Linked DNA regions of Homo sapiens: all the other regions are linked to region 1. Evidence: chromatin loops called from intact Hi-C (ENCODE). Cell type or tissue: PC-3. All regions are shown on one strand.

Region 1 (2,500 bases):
CCCTATGCTTCTCGCTACTAGGGAAAGAGACATTGTTAATTCTAGAAAATAATAGCACATGTGAACGCCTGTAGTAATTCCTACCCGCCCTAAATTCACAGACATTAGAAACCCTCCCAGTAACACAGCCTCGGAATCAAAGAGAATCTGCAAAGCCATGCAGCCGAAGTGAACTCTGTGATACCTGTGTGATCCTGAATGGGTCCCGTCTTGCTGGTCAACACACTCCACTTGAGCTGCACGTGATTGTCATGTTCCCAGTGGCAGAAGGTCTTGTGAGAGCCCCAGCCAAATTCACAGTTAAAACCATATGTTGGAAACTCTTCAGTGGGTGGGAAGTAAAAATAAGAGACAAGCAAAGAAAGGCAAATTTGATCATTTAGGGTCACAAAGGCCCTTGGTTCACTCATGGAAAGCACGATTTATACAACTTTATGTCTGTTTGAAAATTCCAGGAAAGCCAGGATTACCAAGAAACCAAAAGATGCATGGAGATGTCAAAATGTTTGCAAAACCACATTTAGTAATTTCTTTAAAAATCCAGCTTTAAAAGGATTATGGACTGCCTGTCAAATTGGGTTTACATAAAATCTCCAGGAAGGCTATTTTCTAAAGCACGTGTATTACATTTGCTGCACTCTCCCCATTTCCACAGTATTTAATATGAAAGCCATTCTGTTCTTGAGGATAAATCATATAAGTTGATACCCACCAATGAAAAGAATCTTAATTAGAGATTGACCCATGAAGCCTCAAAAGTGGAAAGTAACTTGGCGAAATGCCTCACCCAGGAGGTTTTCTCTATTTCCACCTCACCAGTTCATGCTTCAGGTCTTTAATGTCAGGGTTAGAATCTCTTAAGCATTTTAGGATTATTTTTTTTTCTTCCATGCCTTCTATAAGGTCGATTAATTTAAGTATAAATTTCTGCTTTTTTAATTTCTAAATTTACATATAAATTGTTCACCCGGCTTAAAACCTCAATGTAAGGTCATCTAAATCCAAAGCCCATTTCAATAGCTACCCGTTTTTACTTCTCTTTTCTTTTTTTTAATGTTCAAAAGGCTTCCTTAGGAATCTGAAAAGACAGCGTGAATGAATTCACGGGAATGACTTGCCTTGTGTGTGCCCTACAAGGTGCTGTTGGACTATGGTGTTTTTAAAACCCACAGCCTGACATTTTACACAGCCTCTTTTTGAAAGGAGCTTAACTTTTAAGTATGGGAAAAATGAAATCATTGCTACTTATTCCAAGTATGACTGTTGTTTTGGTAAACATAAGCTAACAATAAAAAAAATTCTAAAGATGAAATTCTCGGGCTTCTGCCCCCTCCTTTCGTCCTCCTATAAAGAACGAAGCCCGCAGATGCAGCTGTTTTCTCCAGTGACGAAGGGCCTTTAGGCTTGTCACTGACTTTAGGCAGTCCACGAGGTGGCAGCATTGAAACAAACAGGAAGGCGCCTGGGGCATCTGGACCGTTGAACTTAAAAATAAGCCTCAAAAGAATCCCTATGAACAATAAGGGAAGTCTGGTATTAGATGCTGTATTAGGGTCAGGCCAAGACCTTATCTCATTTTGAGCTTCTTTAACTTGCTTGTGTTTATTAACAAAGTATCTCGCCTTCTGCTCTGAGCCTTGTCTCCATGGCCCCTCCCCCAATGGCAGGAGGAATTTTAATGGGAAGATTTATTGAATAGATAAGAATGATTTACTTTGCATTTTTAGTTTATAAGGAACCCTTTTCTAGAGCTAATGTCAAATTTTGGAAGGAATCCACCATAAAAACTGTCCAAATGGAGCAGTTTGGATTCTCCCAATGATAATGTGACCTCCCAAAGGGTAGACAGAGCCAGTTTGGGAAAGTAAACTAGTAAGCTATGTGATGTGTAAAATGTGAGTACTTTCATTTAGTGCAAACAGGCTATATTTCACAGCTGTAGTGTCATCGGAGAGATATATTTCATGTCTAGTCTATCATAGCCATGAAATAGGACTTCTTAAGGCATGGGAAACCCTCTCCAAAATTTACCACTCTTTTCCGCAGCAAGATTGAATTATGTAGATGAAGTACAGTCAACTGAACGGTGACTGAATGATTGAGCAACCTTGGATGCCAACGCCCATGACCCTGAAATGTACTGTTGCATAATCTCATGTTAGAAAATGTTAATATTGGAACATGTTAATGTGTGTGTGGTTTTGATTTTTCTCCTTAAATGTACTTTATAAAACATGCACATTCAGGATAAAGAAAGCCACCCCAGCACACACAGTTCTGCCTGTATTTACTTTGTTAATACATTACATTTATTGTTTATAGAACAGAAAATGACATCATCCATTCTTTTGGCTCTTCATATTCTGATGATACCATAAAATGTAGGAACTTGGATATTTTTGAAATGACCAGGACATGGAACCGCTTTGCCTGAAAAAATGTTTCAGGCACTTCTCGCTTCAGAGAATGACAGTCTGCCTTTACCTTCCAATGTCCTTCC
Region 2 (2,500 bases), 60 kb after region 1:
GAGCGCGGTCCCTTTAAATGGTACAGAAGGGGGAAGGGAAGTGCAGGGTAGAGAAAGGAGAGTCCCTGGCTAGGGCTCCACCCCCACGGACCAAAGTGAAGACAGGTACTCCTGCTTTCCCGCCTAAATGTTGCATTTTCCAAGACCACCATGGCCCACCACGCCCCCATCCTGGGCCTTTAATAACCCGAGACCCTAGCGGGCAGATATACAAGCGGCTGGATATCGTGAGGAACACATTGGGGGAAGAAGGCACAAGTGGCTGATCGTCGAGAGCCCACCGGTAGAAGAGCACACCAACAGGCACAAGCACAACGACGTGGAGTTTGACCGGAGCTGTTGGAGAAGAGTCCAGGAGAAAACCATCTCCCTTCCGGCTCCCCCAGCAATAAAACCTTGCACGCATTCTCCAAGACCACGTGTGATCCGAATCTTCCCGTACACCAAGGCAAGAAACCCTGGGATACAGAAATCCCTCTGTCCTTGTGATAAGGAAGGGGGTCTAATTGAGCTGGTGAACACAAGCCGCCTATAGACGGCAAAGCAAAAGAGCACCTGTAACACGCGCCCACTGGGGCTGCGGCTGTAAACATTCAGCCTTAGACACTGCCGTGGGGTCGAAGCCCCACTGCCTGCCCATCTGTATGCTCCCCTAGAGGTTTCAGCAGCGGGGCACTGAAGAAGCGAGCCACACCCCTATCGCACGCCCTGTGAGGGACACAAGGAGACCTTTCCTGTTTCATTACCATGCAAACATGCTTAGTGCTGCAAAATGTAAGCTTCCCCCGAGAGGCACATCTGTCAATCATACTGAACTGCCTGTTGGTTTGGGGATGTGGGAAAACAAGTTACCAAGAACTATTTTGACACTGGCAAACTCATTTCATTTCTGTCTTAATCTAGAGATGGATTCAGCAATCCCAAGGTAGACGTCTCATCTTTTCTCACTCTCTACATATTTCTCAGTGTTGGAGGTTAGCGTGAGTTCAGTCTCCTGTAATAGGCCATTTCACTTTAAGTGTATGTTAAACTAATATTGACCTTTCCAAAGTAAAACAAAATCTGCTATTTGTGCTCAAAAGACTGAAGCAGCAATAGATGTGGAAAGTAGAGGATTAATCATCTTGTGGTTTTTTTTTTTTTTCTTGCTTAGAAACTCTCTCTGGGAATTAGTCATTTTATATCTAGCAATAAACGTAAGACAGGATCTGACTATTCTCCTGAAAAGGAAGCCTGGATCCTTCAGCAAATAATCTTTTGTATAATTTGCCCACAGTTTAACCCACAGATCCAGCTATGGATGTTTCATTTAACAGTGAGTGAAAAACTCAGGACTGTCAGCATCAGGCCTTTGGGTGGGAATACCCAGATATCAAGGTTGGGCAAGTGGGCATTAGGAGTGGTGCCGGCGATGAGAGGGGGTAGATTAGACGGCTGGAAAATGGGGTCAGCGGTGGGGATGTGGGGCAGACGAGGTGTCTGTGGGGATATGTAAGTGACAGCAGGAAGGGAATGCCAGAACAAAGCGAGGAAAGCAGAGGTAGCATCACTAATGAAGACACAAATATGTACATTTCATGCCTAAACATGGATATCTCGTCAATGGAGAGTGCCTTCAACCAAACCCCCTTCTTGGATGTGTGCTATATAGACCTACATGGAAAAACACACTCCAACCTTTCCTTCCCTTCTCCTACCCTGAACAAACAGAAACCTATTATTGGAAACAATTATTTCATACACGTCTATAAACAGGATTCATATATTTCATCCAGGAAATAAAAACATGTCAAAATAGGAAGCCCATTAACAGACAGTGTGTAGTTGGGAAAAATCAGATCTTGGAGCTGTTATCAAAGTGAGACACTTGTAGTCACATTCTCGGAAGAGTAGTATATAAGTATCTGAGAAGATAAATGCGTTTTCAGGGATGTCATCTTGGGCCTGCTTTTCTCTGATCGTGTAGCGATGGGCTCATTTTGCAGTGATTTATACCTGATGGCCGTGAACCTATCTTCTCTTGCAGTGATTTATACCTGATGGCCGTGAACCTATCTTCTCATTGGAGGCCATTTGGCACAGTACCACTTTCTTTCAACAACCTCTCTAGATGGTCAAAAACTTATTCAATCCTAGATAGGCTTGATCTTATGCTGCATACCTGTATCCACTCTCGGTAGGAATCCTCTCCGGGAGTCCACCCATTCTCAGGGTAGTTCAGGCGGGAGCGCTCTGCAGACCAGTTGGTGCTATACTGGGAAGAAGCTGTGATCTGGTCAGAATGAATTTCTCCTGATTCCATGCCCAGAGCTTCCATACATTTGAAATCTGAAGGGAAAAACAGGGCCCACAGTCATCAAAATATAGGGGATTTAAGATGCATTTTTCTTTTTTAACTTGATACACCAAAGAGTTCTTTCATTCAAAATTCTTTAAAAAGATGGTAGTAAGGGACTTATTGGAATATAGCACTGATACTTGGATTTTCATGGCAATATTT
Region 3 (2,500 bases), 80 kb after region 1:
GTTAAAAGAAGACAAAAGTGAAGGAGGAGGAGGAGAAAGAGGAGGAGGAGGGGAGGCAAGGAGGAAAAGGAGGAGGAGGAGGAGGAAGAAGAAAGCATTATGTTTAAAATCCTAACTAGCCTTTATAATCAATGGGATGTAGCTGGAAAGAACACCATCTCTGTATTCATTAAAGCCCCACAAGCTAGCATTTATGGAGTAATTCCTTTTATCTCTACTGCTTCATTGACAAGGCAGGTTTGCATGTTTCGCCCCACGCTTTCTTATAATTTAACTGTGATTTGAACTGTTGACTGTGTTTGGCCTGGCGACGGTGCATCCAGCTCTGCAATATAGGCTTTTTACTTGAATCCTGACATGGTCTGAATACTAAGTGGCCAAATTCTAGCTCACGTTGCCTTCCAAGCACAAATAAGAGAGGTGGGTGAGGCATTCTGAAAAACTAAGGCATTTCTGTTGAGGATACGTTCCTCTCAGGTAGCAGAGAACTCAGCTAATATAGTGCCGGTGGATTGCAACAGGGAAAGAAGCTGGTATTTTAATTCACATATCCTCCAATAGTAAATACTAGGCGCTCCTCTTGGCAAAAGTAGAAGCTATTTTTAAAAGTATGTGTGGGGTGGTGAGTGGGGGGTGGGGGGTGGGATTAGAATCCCTTCCCAGCAAGAAATAAGTCATTGCACAGTTAAGTGCCAATTTTAGGAAATTGAATTATTCAGGAATACTATAGTTACATTTGTAAACTGGAAGGCTGCTATCGTTTTAGCACTTCCCTTCAAAGTACTATCCAACAGGGCCCCAAATAGTATCGCAAATAGCAGCTCCTGTAAATATTCAGGAGGGTGTACTGCGCACAAGTTGCAGAGGGGAGTATTGCCAAAGAAGTTAAGGAAGCAGCTTGAGTCTCCCTCTGGAGTTGATACCAGCTCCACTCGTTAAGTTTCGCACTGGCAAGCGTGCTGCCAGGAATGCAGCTGGTGTGCCAGCATCCCTCCCTAGAGACTAAACGTGTCACCACTGCAACGCACCCAGCCTGCATTGGCCTGAAGCCCAGGATCCTGAGTTTGCAAATTTCGATCCCGAAGCCGGCTGCAGATTGCTCTGTTACTGTTGCCAGTGTGGCAAACACGGCATTGCTCGGGATGTCGAGATCCCCAGTCACGACAGCACAGCAGCCCGGCAAAGGTGAGAATGAAGGCACCTGTTTGGCTCTCATTCACTCCCTGTGTTCCAGCCGCTGGATGAGAGCTGGGAATTACGTCTGAGGAATTTAATTCATAAAAGCTAGAGGAGGGGTCAGAGAGTTGACCCCTCTGTCTGTCTGGGTCCCTGCTCTGGAAAAAGAAAGCTCCAGTTCACAAGGAGGCTATGAATGGGTCCAAAGGGCACCACCGTTCTATGCAGGGTCTTTTTCTCTCTGCTCACATACAGACGGGGCTCCCATCTGGGGAAGGTCCCTCCCCAGACCTCACCCTCCCCACTTACCACCCTCGGAATGTAAACATGTTGTGGATTTTTTAAATATTCAGAGAAGGACCAACCCCTCCCTCCTCATTTAGGCATCTTCCCATTATTTTTCTTAAATTTTCTACCTTAAACCTTCCCCATTCTATAGTAACAGTGGTAAAGTGGGTAAACATTTATTGCCAAGGAACTCAAAGATAAATCTCTGCCTAAACCCTTTTGCAATTAAAAGGTACTTTGCCACAGTTTCAACGTTAGGGTGTAATCCGCCAGGTGGTTGTTTTCATGAGTGTCCCTGGCTTTAGAATCCACGCTCCTCAAGCTAAAAGCCTATTGGCTCCATTATTTCCCCAGACTCCTCATCCTATCTACGTAGATGCAGGTGGTGAAACATTTTGAGTCCTAACAGTAATCACAGGTTAGGTTTCCCAGAAGAGTGCTCAAAGAATAAAGATTTCTTTCTAAGAATTCTTAAGAGCATTACCTAGAGATTATTTTTTTTCTTTGGGAAAGTTTGAATTATGGGTTTAGGAAAATGGCCAAGTAAGGGGAAAGTGATGGGAAGGTGAGAAATGTATTCAGTCACTGAATAGCGGTTTCTGAGGCTTTATAGGTATGTGGTGCTGAACAGATGAATAGTGACTTTGCCTAAGTCAGGTTTTCTCTGGTGAGTACAAGTGACCCCTGACTCTCTACAGTGGAGATGGTTAATGGAAAGGAAGCTAATCCTCCACAGGGTGTTGTCTGACACTGTGAGCTACTGCACCAACCCCCCAGGCTTCCGGACATTCTCACATTATTAGGAAGGGGGATTTGAGGTGGTGGTGTCTTTTTAATCTCCTTCCAAGAGGACCTCCCCCCACTGGCATAGTACATTAATAATGGAGAAATATGATGCCTGACATCATAAGCTGGAGTGAGAAATGATGTTGGCGAACACAATTTTCACCAGCAAAAATGTGTTTCTGTGGCTCTTTGGTTTATTTTGCACGAGCATTAATAGCTATTCAAACTGAACAACCTGTAAACGATCGCT

Evidence for each region. Peaks named below come from ENCODE experiments on the same cell type or tissue, not always from the same donor. Only the 100,000 strongest peaks of a DNase experiment are listed, where the experiment ranks them.
Region 2: it touches region 1 in a loop (4-fold over the local background); 15 of 110 quality-filtered maps call a loop at or near these places.
Region 3: it touches region 1 in a loop (5-fold over the local background); 20 of 110 quality-filtered maps call a loop at or near these places.

Annotation. Positions count from the first base shown.
Region 1 is chr10:33,192,097-33,194,596 of GRCh38, forward strand. It overlaps NRP1 (neuropilin 1), which reads right to left. Exons shown (of 17, transcript NM_003873.7): 13 at 185-322. Among named protein-coding and RNA genes, the nearest start is that of IATPR, 77 kb to the left of the region's middle. In PC-3, no CTCF peak of the experiment used is centred here; DNase peaks (open chromatin) are centred at 1,435 and 2,195; H3K4me3 peaks cover 457 bases; H3K27ac peaks cover 2,432 bases.
Region 2 is chr10:33,251,867-33,254,366 of GRCh38, forward strand. It overlaps NRP1 (neuropilin 1), which reads right to left. Exons shown (of 17, transcript NM_003873.7): 6 at 2,162-2,328. Among named protein-coding and RNA genes, the nearest start is that of NRP1, 82 kb to the right of the region's middle. In PC-3, no CTCF peak of the experiment used is centred here; a DNase peak (open chromatin) is centred at 1,135; H3K4me3 peaks cover 1,156 bases; H3K27ac peaks cover 2,500 bases.
Region 3 is chr10:33,272,468-33,274,967 of GRCh38, forward strand. All of the region lies in intron 2 of NRP1 (neuropilin 1), which reads right to left. Among named protein-coding and RNA genes, the nearest start is that of NRP1, 61 kb to the right of the region's middle. In PC-3, no CTCF peak of the experiment used is centred here; DNase peaks (open chromatin) are centred at 1,054 and 2,064; H3K4me3 peaks cover 1,329 bases; H3K27ac peaks cover 2,500 bases.